Regions from separate parts of the Homo sapiens genome. Here region 2 is linked to region 1. A link is an interaction called in ENCODE POLR2A ChIA-PET data of the cell type or tissue named here. Cell type or tissue: HepG2. All regions are shown on one strand.

Region 1 (5,000 bases):
TTAAATGGATAGATGTCTGTTCCCTTTGCTGGACGCCAAGAATACAAAAAAGAACAAGTGACAATTTTCTCTGTCTTAGGGAGAAGAGACAGCAGAAGTGTAAATGATCCCTAAAGAGTGATAGATGTTATCATGAAGCCACAGGAGGGGTGCCAGGCTGCACAAAAGAGACACTGGATGCTTCTTGGTAGTAGAGGCAGTGGCTTCCCAGCCTTGGGGCTAAGGCTTGTAGGGTGAATTGGAACTTTTCAGATGAGCAAGGCAAAGAAGGGACCTTCTAACATTCCTTGGATGGAACATTTTTGACATTTTCCCATTTACAGCTACTTATATTTTCTACAAGTGTCACTGTGACCAACTTATGTACACATACTTTTTCTTGCTTAGTTATAATAATCTGTTCTTAAAGAAAATGTCAGTCTCTACATTCTATGCTGACTGTTAAGGAAAGAGCACCCACATCTGCTCCTACTTAGCTTTTTTTCTGTGGTTCTTACACAGTATTCCTTTTTTTCTTTTCTTGAAAGAGACTCCTCCTTTCTTTTCTTTTCTTGAAAGAGTTTTAAACAGATAAGATGGCAAAAGTGACTGATCTCTACTCCCCCAGTTTGAATGGTAAATTTGAATGGTAAATTCCCATGAACATATATGGAAATGTCTTTATCCTACTTTCTCCAATAAAGGCTGTTCTTAGCTTTTCAAATGCAAAGTGAAACCTTTATTTATCTTGATTTCTTTTTTTTTTTTTTTTTTTTTTTTTTTTTTGAGATGCTCTGTCACCCAGGCTGGAGTGCAGTGGCAAGATCTTGGCTCACTGCAAGCTCCGCCTCCCAGGTTCACGCCATTCTCCTGGCTCAGCCTCCCGAGTAACTGGGACTACAGGCACCTGCCGTCACGCCTGGCTAATTTTTTGTATTTTTAGTAGAGAATGGAGTTTCACCGTGTTAGCCAGGATGGTCTCGATCTCCTGACCTTGTGATCTGCCCGCCTCGGCCTCCCAAAGTGCTGGGATTACAGGCTCGAGCCACTGCCTCCAGCCTATCCTGATTTCTACTGTCATGCCTCACATCAGTCCTTTTTTTTTTTTTTGAGACAGAGTCTCGCTCTGTGGCCCAGGCTAGACTGCAGTGGCATGATCTCGGCTCACTGCAACCTCCACCTCCGGGGTTCTAGCAATTCTCCTGCCTCAGCCTCCTGAGTAGCTGGGATTATAGGCGCATGCCACACCTGGCTTTTTGTATTTTAGTGGAGATGGGGTTTCACTGTGTTGCTCAGGCTGGTCTTGATCTCCTGAGCTCAGACAATCCCCCCGCCTTGGCCTCCCAAAGTGCTAGGATTATAGGCGAGAGCTGCTGTGTGCTTCTTAAGTGAGGTAAGTAACTTCCATAGAAAATTTCCATCAGTTCATTCATGAAAGAACAAAGAACCTGGCAAAACTTAAAAAAACGTTTCCAAGAATCAGATAAAAGAGGACAAACCTTAGGGAGAAGAAGGCAGCTGCTCATTTCCAGCAGGGGAAGTAGCTGCATAGAGTACAAGGACTGGTAGGCCTGTTGGCTGTTCCTGTTTAAGGAGACAAGATGGGCATGGAACAGGGACCACCCCCTCCTCTGGGAGAAGCTGTTACCCCCTTCACTTTTCCTCCTCTGTCATTACCCACAATCACTCTCCTTCTTTGCGCTATGGTAGGTGTTTACCCATCATAGGAATGGGCATTTGAACTTTGAAACTGAATGTGGTGATTACACTTCATGCTGAAGCTTTTCACATGAGTGCTTTCATAAGCATTAAGTAAAATTTTATAATGACTGCAGTCCAAGGACATTTTCCCTGGTTTTTGGCCAGTCTAAATATTGTAAGAGAGAGAGAAGAAAAGTGTACGGAATATAATTGTCTCTAAGCTAAGAAATGTGGATGTTCAAATAAAACATACGTACAGAACTCTGGCTGCTTTCCTTTGTGGCTTTGTGTGTGGAGGATGGGTAGGATCATGGGCGATGGTGCTTCTCTGCAGACATGAAACTGAGTCCGAGGGTTGTTGACAGTTAACCACAGCTGTAATGCTGAAAGGCAAAAGAATCCAAAGTTCATTTCAGGTTCATAGAGTAAACACTTCTGATCTGTGACCTATATCCTTGTTCTTGGTATTTTAATTATATTTAGTCATACTTCCAGGTAAAAACAAATGACAGGCATATATATTCTTTAGTATTTAGAATGGTCTGGAACCAGACTTGGAACTTCTATAGATTCTTTTAATGTGAAATTTTTGTATTTATCCTCTCCATTATAGTGATTGAACAAAAAAATGTTTACTAGAAATCATATTCATACCAGAAAACAGATATGTGAAATACATTTTAATCTACTAGAAATGGAAGAATCCTTGGAAGAGGCATTATACTCATGGGATGTCAAAAGGAAGGAATATAAAAGAAGCCTCTTTCATCCTACTCAATGCTGTTGTTTTAAATTTAACTTTTTACTTGCCTGTAACTTCTCGATTCAAGGGATAGTTTTAGGATTTTAATTAAAATGACATTTTAAATGATATATCAGAAATTCAGAACTCAGAATGGAATATACTTTGGCTTTCACATAGTAGAGATACAAAATAATTGAAGAAATATATAGGAAATAAATTTTTTACAGTGTCTCATACAGTGTCTCATAATTTTGCCCCACAATGTTTAGATATTTTTCACTGTTAAAAAATGTATGCATTTACTTAGATGGCATTATGCTGGCTGTGACATAAAGGAAATAAAACAGGGATCTCTGAACCGAAAGTTTATAACTTAACTAAAAATTCTAAAGGATTTTAAATTAGACTGAAATTTTCTCAGTCCAATGAATGGATCTTGTTCAAATTTTTATAGTTTAAAAAATCACTGGCTGGGCACGGTGGCTCACGCCTGTAATCCCAGCACTTTGGGAGGCCAAGGCGGGTGGATCACGAGGTCAGGAGATCAAGACCATCCTGGCTAATATGGTGAAACCCCATCTCTACTAAACACACACACACACACACACACACACACACACACACACACACACACACAAAATTAGCCAGGCGTGGTGGCAGGTGCCTGTAGTCCCAGCTGCTCGGGAGGCTGAGGCAGGAGAATGGCATGAACCCGGGAGGCGGAGCTTGCACTGAGCCGAGATGGCGCCACTGCACTCCAGCCTGGGTGACAGAGCAAGACTCCATCGCAAAAAAAAAAAAAAAAAAAAAAAAAAAAAAAAATTCTTATGACACCTACAATTTTGGATTCTCTGTTATATTCTATATCTTGACACAATGTTACTGTCTGGAGAGTTAACCACTTGTACTAAGGTCCAAACAGAAACAAGATGGTAAATCTATGGGTCTTTTGTCTGTGTACTTGTTCATAAGCTATCTCTACAGGTTTACTCAACAGCACACTTTAAGATATTGGCACTGGAATAGATTTTCCCAGCTCAGGGTTGACAGTAGATTTCAAAGCTGAGCTTACTCTGTGTCAGGCATTAGGGGTAAGTTGGAGAACAGGGCAGGTGGAATGCCTGCCCCCTTGGTGCTCTCTTGTCAATGTTTTACCTTTATTTCAAGGTCCAGCCCAAAGCCATATCCTTAGGATCCATTGTTTATGTGGTCAGACTTTCCCAACATTGGTGGTAACAGACAGTACATGCCCTCAGTCTAGTTCTTGTTATGTATTATGGTTGCAATACAACTACAGATGTGTAATGCAGTTGATTATTCCATAACCCATACACAGTGTTGGTAGATGGCACCGTGGCCTATTAAGAAATTTTACCCAGGACCCAGACTCCAAATCCAAATACACAACTTGCTAAAAGCAGTCTTTGCAAGCTTAACACGAAATAAAATAATTTCAAAGTGGTGTGGTTATAGGTATAAGAGGATTGTTAGCTTCCACTTGGGGTTTCCAGGGACCTGGCGGGATCTTATCCTACAGAGAACACCAACCTCTTAAGGAAACTGGGAAGCCCAGAGAAGCTGCGCCACCTAAACATTTCCCAGCCTGTGATCCTGTAAGAAAAGAAAAATAGCTCAGGGCAGCCTGAGCTGTGTGAGGCATGTAGAATTTATTAGGCCCAGAGAGATGTGAGTGTGAGACTTTATTCTTACCACCCACCTCCCGCCATGCCTAGGGGCAGTTGTTTAAAGTCATTTCATTCCTTATTAGCTGCCTCACTCATTATCCTCACATGCCTGGAGTTTGTGATGCAAAGAACAATGTATAGCAAGTTATGTTGTAACAATGTATAGCAAGCTTATGTTACGTTGATGTAACTTCTTGGTAAACAATTTAGGAACTGCCTCTTTTTTCCTTTAAAAACTCACTTGTAACTGCTGCTAATTGGAGCACACATTCAGGGCAAACTTGAATCCATCCCTCTGGGTTACAATTCTCAAAACTGGCCCAAATAAACTCTGCTTATATTAAGTTTCCTTCAGTTTTTTCTTTTAGGTTAACATCAGTTACATTTGCTTAGACTGTATACTTTGAGCATATTCCTGAAAACTGTAACCCTGATGAGATTTATGTGTCCCAAGTGTGCTGTTTCACAAGTGTAATCACCTGATGGGTTCTTCCTGCCCACTGACTAGACAAAACCAATTCACTGAGATTGTGACATTGTAGTAAAGAAAGCATTTAGTTAATGTTAATCTAGCTACATGGCTCAGAGGTTAGGGTTTTTCAAGGATAGCTTAGTAGGCATGGGACTGGGGAATGGGTACTGCTGATTGGTTGGGGAGGCAATTATAGGGGTGTGAAAACAGTCCTCATGCATTGAGTCCACCTCTGAGTGGGAGACCACAGGATTGGTTAAGTCATGAGTCATGGGTCCAGGTGAAGTCAATTGCCAGAATGCAAAAATCAGAAAAATGTATCAAAATATCAATCTTAGGTTCTACAATAGTGACATTATCTATAGAGACAATTGAGGAAGTCACAAATTTGCTTCACTGGATTGAGTGAAGACAGCCA
Region 2 (5,000 bases), 130 kb before region 1:
GCTATAAATATTTACTGTAAACAGAGAAATATTGATAGGCAAAAGAAATAAGCATTCATGGTACCATCAAGCAGAACAAATCACCACTAATATCAGGATGTGTATCCTTCTAGCACTGCTTGTATAGGGTCATAGTCTGTGTATTGATTATTATCTGTACCTATTTCCAAGCACTGTACCAAGTGCTCTGCATACATTATTTCATTTAACCTTTCCTTTATACTATGAGGTAAATGCTATTTTACAGATGTAGAAACTCTTGGCTATTCAAAGGGGGAGTAGAATTGAACCCTTTGGAACAACTGTAGCTATCCAGACAGACCCTGGCCTACTCTGAAGAATCCCATGAAGAGGTTTCAGGGACATCAAGAAATCTAGACCAAATTCAAATCTCCTAATATACTCAGGAAATAATTTGGAAGTATCCAACATAAAAAGAGTCATCTGCATGTAACAGAATGTATCCTCATACTTGGTCAGTTTCCAAACATGAAAGCGTTAAGGTTGCCAAGGGAAGAACCAACCTGTCACAACCAAAATACTCTATGTGGCTGTGTTTGAAGCTTACCTGTCTTTGGTAGATTTGTTAGAGCAGTTAGCATTATTAATACTAATTACTACAACGATTGATGATAGTGGTGGTTTCAAAAAAGAATACGAAAAGGCAACATGATGAAGTGAAAATATCTTTTGCTATAAAAAGCACACAATATAACACTTTCCAGCTTTAACAAGCTATGTACTATTTCATCGTGTTTAACTTTAAGTCTGCTTAACAGACGTACTGTAGATTTGGGAAATGTGAAAACTTTTTTCCAAATGAAATTGTTAAAGGCAAATCTATGATATATGACTCACCTACAAGACTTCCAAGAAACCAGTACTCCTGGATTTCCTTACACGTGGTGATTCAGTCTTCCAGGATGTTTAAGCAGTTGTCCTAGAAGGTGGGTGGCAAAGAAAAACTAACAGAAAAAAGTAAAGAATAGAATATGTCTATTTCTGCTATTTGCACCTATTTTTTGGACTATCTGATATTTTAGTTTTTCATTTTCAAATCTATGATTTGTGGTAATTCACTTTGAGATGTGTTATGAAGGACGACTGGAGCCATTAGGAATTCAGTCTTTTTAAGTAGATCCTTCCTTCCTTCCTTCCTTCCTTCCTTCCTTCCTTCCTTCCTTCCTTCCTCCCTCCCTCCCTCCCTTCCTCTCTCTCTCTTTCATTCTTTCTTTCTTCCTTTCTTTCTTTTTCTTTCTTTTTTTTCTTTTTGAGACAGAGTCTGACTCTGTCGCCCAGGCTGAAGTACAATGGTGCAATCTCAGCTCACTGCAACCTCTCTCTCCTGGGTTCAAGCGATCCTCGTGCCTCACCCTCCTGAGTAGCTGGGACTACAGGCCCATGCCACCACACCTGGCTTATTTTTTCTGCATTTTTTTAGTAGAGATGGGGCTTCACCATGTGGGCCAGGCTGGTCTTGAACTCCTGGCCTCAATTGATGTGCCCGCCTCAGCCTCCCAAAGTGCTGGGATTACAAGAATGAGCCACCACATTCGGCCTGGTTTTTTTTTTTTTTTTTTAAATATTTTGTTCTTGGTCTTTATTGTGTTCTCACTGTCACCCCTGCCCCCGCTGCCCCGGCCCCGTTAACTCCCCTGGTTTCAGGTTGTTGGATGTCACTTCTCACTTTGCTGTTGTGTGACTGCCTATACCAGCCCTGCCTGTCACTTTTCTCACTTGTCTCACAGAGATGGTGTTATGGGCTGACTTGTGTTCCACTCAAAATTCATATGTTGAAGTCCTAACCCCAATACCCCAGAATGTGACTGTATTTGAATGTAGGGTCTTTACAGAGGTAGTTAAGTTAACAGGAGGTCATTAGGATAGCTGTAATCCTATATGACTGGTGTCCTTATAAGAAGAGAGAATTTAGACACAATTACAGAGGGAAGATGACCTGAAGACTCAGGGAGAAGACTGTCATCTACAACCCAAGAGAGAAGCCTGGGACAGATCCTTCCTGAAGAAACCAGCCCTGCTACACCTTGATTTTGGACTTCTAGCCTCCAGAACTGTGAGAAAATAAAATTCTATTGCTTAGACCACATAGTCTGTGATATTTTGTAATAATAACCCTAGCAAACCAACACAGGTTGATTTGGAAATCATCTAACAGGTTACTTAATACAATAAAAACTATTAATAGACTTGTGGTTGTAGAGTATAAGAACAAATCTACAGCAAGCTCCTATGAGCTTCATGCTGTGAACACTGGCTATGTCAAATCATTTTATGCTGCCTTCTTAGATGCAAGTATTCATTCATCCCATTATTTACTCAATCAATGAATATTTACTGAATCCTTTCTACATACCAGACATTGAACCAGACATGGCTCAATGAGGACTTGGTGTAGCCCTTGCGGGAGCTTACAGTCTCAGAGAGGGAAACAGTCATGTAAAAATGAGTCGTGGTAAAATACTACAAGTGTTTAGGATACTAATGAAGTGAGAAAAAATAGATCAGATGGTCTTGAATTCTGGAAGGTGAGCTCACCAGATAGTTGAATTCCAAATACATGCAATGTTATGGTGTGTGTGTGTGTGTGTTTGTGGTGTGTCTACCTACCTACCTATGTCTTTTGACATATGAGCACACTCTCTCACATTCTGCTTGGTTTCAATGCCTGTTGCAAACTTACAGAGATAAGTGGATTATGATGGAGTGGGAAGTAGCAGTTAGAAGACATGTGTTCATATCTGGCCTCTGTTATTTATCTAACCAAGTGACCACAAACAAGTCACTCAGCTTTTCTGAGCCTCAGTACCTTCCAAACTGGTTGTTTGGGGAATTAAATGAGATGTCAAGGGCTTTGAAAAGTATAAAATCTTAAATAGTCCAATTATGATTTATTGAGAAAAAAATTGGATCTTCTCAGGAAAATAAATAGTTAAAATTAATAAGTGGCAAATGAAACCAGAGCTAAACCAGGTATAGGGAACATGTTGTTATCTATACTTATTCTAGGTATTTCAGGTATTAAGTGACTTCTTGTGTGCAAAGTTTGGTTTTCATTGTGTTTACTATGGCGATACTGGTCAGTGGTGCTTCCTGCTTGGTTGGAAAGTTGAATATTTATTACCCCATGTATGTAGGGGTAGTTGAGGATGCTCTTAGTCAGATTAGGGACATCCTCTGATGGGCAATGCTGCTTTGTGGTTAGACACATGGACTCTACAGCTAACTCTAACAAGGAACTTAACCTTTTCTTGTGAAAATGAAGATAAAAATGATATCTGCTTTATTATAGCATTATTATGAAAATTAAATAATCCAAAATTAAAGCACTTAGGAGAGTGGCTTGCACATAAGAGCAATTTAAGTGTTAGATTAATAAATTCTGCATCTCCGAAGCATCAGCGTTTACCAACAACTGTAGGTAAGATTTTACACCCAAGGCTGGCTTTTACTCTGCTGCCTTAGCACTAGCAATGAGTTCTCAGAAAACCCCTGGACTCTCCACTCTTCGGTGATAATAATCCCTCTGTTACTGCCTCATTTTACAAGTTTGGGGTGGGGGCAACAGAGTAACAATTGTTTACGTCATCATCCATGAACTGTAAAAATCCCAGTGCGGGGTCTCCTGGAAAAGCAATGAAACTGCCTCCTCCTTCTCCTGAGATTATTTTTGGGCTCATTGGTTTGCTCTGCTCCTGTAAAAGGGCTTTGTGGTGCTTTCGACATCTCTGGTGAAACTGCTACTGAATACAATCTTTCACAAGGGCAGTGTTTCAAAGCTTTAATAATGAGCTGGCTTGAGCTTTGGCAATTTATCTTTAAGTAATAATTGGCAAATGCTCAAAAATGCATGAATGATACTTGTTGTGATGTTGCTTAAAGTAATAGTGAAAAGCGAGGAATGATCTAAAGGTTGGACATAGGGGGCTGATTAATACATGATGACACCATATATTGATAGAGCAGTAAAATAAGATAAATTTCTATTTTTATATGAAAAATTGTTTTTGATATGTTGTTAAGTAAAAAGCAAGTCACAAAGCCATAGGTAGAATTTGATCCAATTTTATTTTTTTAAAAAAGAGGTAACTTTTGTTTGTTTATATTTGAATAGAACAAGTTTTGAAGAATCTGTACAAAAATATTAATGGTAATGACCTCTGCATAGTGGTATTTTGAGTGGTTTTAATTTAACTGTGTTCTTTTTGCTTACCTGTATTTTCTAAATTTCCTGCAATGACTATGAATGGAATGCCTAAGGGTAAGAAAGGAGGAAAATATCTTAAAAAGGAACTTCATCGGTTTGGCTAGTTTTTGTCATCAAGTTATTTGGACAAAAAAGTGTCTGTGCATTCCAAGAGGGCCATAGCTCGCCTTAGGAACATCACGCTTTCCTGCTGACTCTACAGAAGGGCAAATGCCTGTGGCTTATGTGAAGGCTGATGGTGTAAACTTGAGTGCTGAAAAGTGGTACAATGGGTATTTACCTCTTCCTGCCTCCCTCCCCTTCCTGCCCACATTATCCTCAATGGAAAAGAGGATATCTATTGCACAAGGTCGAAAGTACTCTACTATCTAAGGTCTCATGAGGGAGAAAAGGAGAGAACAATCCTTATCGCGACCTAGTAATCAATGGTGAGCTCTCTAAACCACAATGGCTCTCTTTTGCTAAACTAATTATCTTGGCTGAAAGAATATCTTTGAGCTTCTCCCAACAGACAAGTCTCAGTGATCAGGATAGCAGTTTGGAGCATTTGGCTAACAACTCCTAAGGGTGCTGCCAAAAGGGCTCCTAAGCCTGTTCTCAGGCTTTTCTGGCAGATTTTCAAAGCCCAGAAATCGGAAAAAATACAAATGGAAATAACAGAAAACTACAAGATTCCTCTCTCTCAGTGCTTCCTCAGCCAGCCTGACGCTCTTCTTCCAGGCTGAGCTGCGGCCCTGGCTGTCAGGGAATGAGCTGGAAGACCTGATCTTACACC

What was found. ChIA-PET counts read pairs that join two places held together with the same protein. Peaks named below come from ENCODE experiments on the same cell type or tissue, not always from the same donor. Only the 100,000 strongest peaks of a DNase experiment are listed, where the experiment ranks them.
Region 2: POLR2A ChIA-PET joins it to region 1 with 14 read pairs; 4 of 35 experiments call an interaction of 5 or more read pairs at or near these places.

Annotation. Positions count from the first base shown.
Region 1 is chr6:131,893,215-131,898,214 of GRCh38, forward strand. ENPP1 (ectonucleotide pyrophosphatase/phosphodiesterase 1) reads left to right here. Exons shown (of 25, transcript NM_006208.3): 25 at 1-1,941. Among named protein-coding and RNA genes, the nearest start is that of CCN2-AS1, 6.2 kb to the right of the region's middle. RefSeq lists an enhancer at 2,011-2,155 and a cis regulatory region at 2,077-2,090. In HepG2, no CTCF peak of the experiment used is centred here; DNase peaks (open chromatin) are centred at 1,717, 2,047 and 3,597; H3K4me3 peaks cover 672 bases.
Region 2 is chr6:131,760,776-131,765,775 of GRCh38, forward strand. No RefSeq gene overlaps it. Among named protein-coding and RNA genes, the nearest start is that of MIR548H5, 29 kb to the right of the region's middle. In HepG2, no CTCF peak of the experiment used is centred here; DNase peaks (open chromatin) are centred at 2,386, 3,096, 3,756 and 4,536; H3K4me3 peaks cover 69 bases.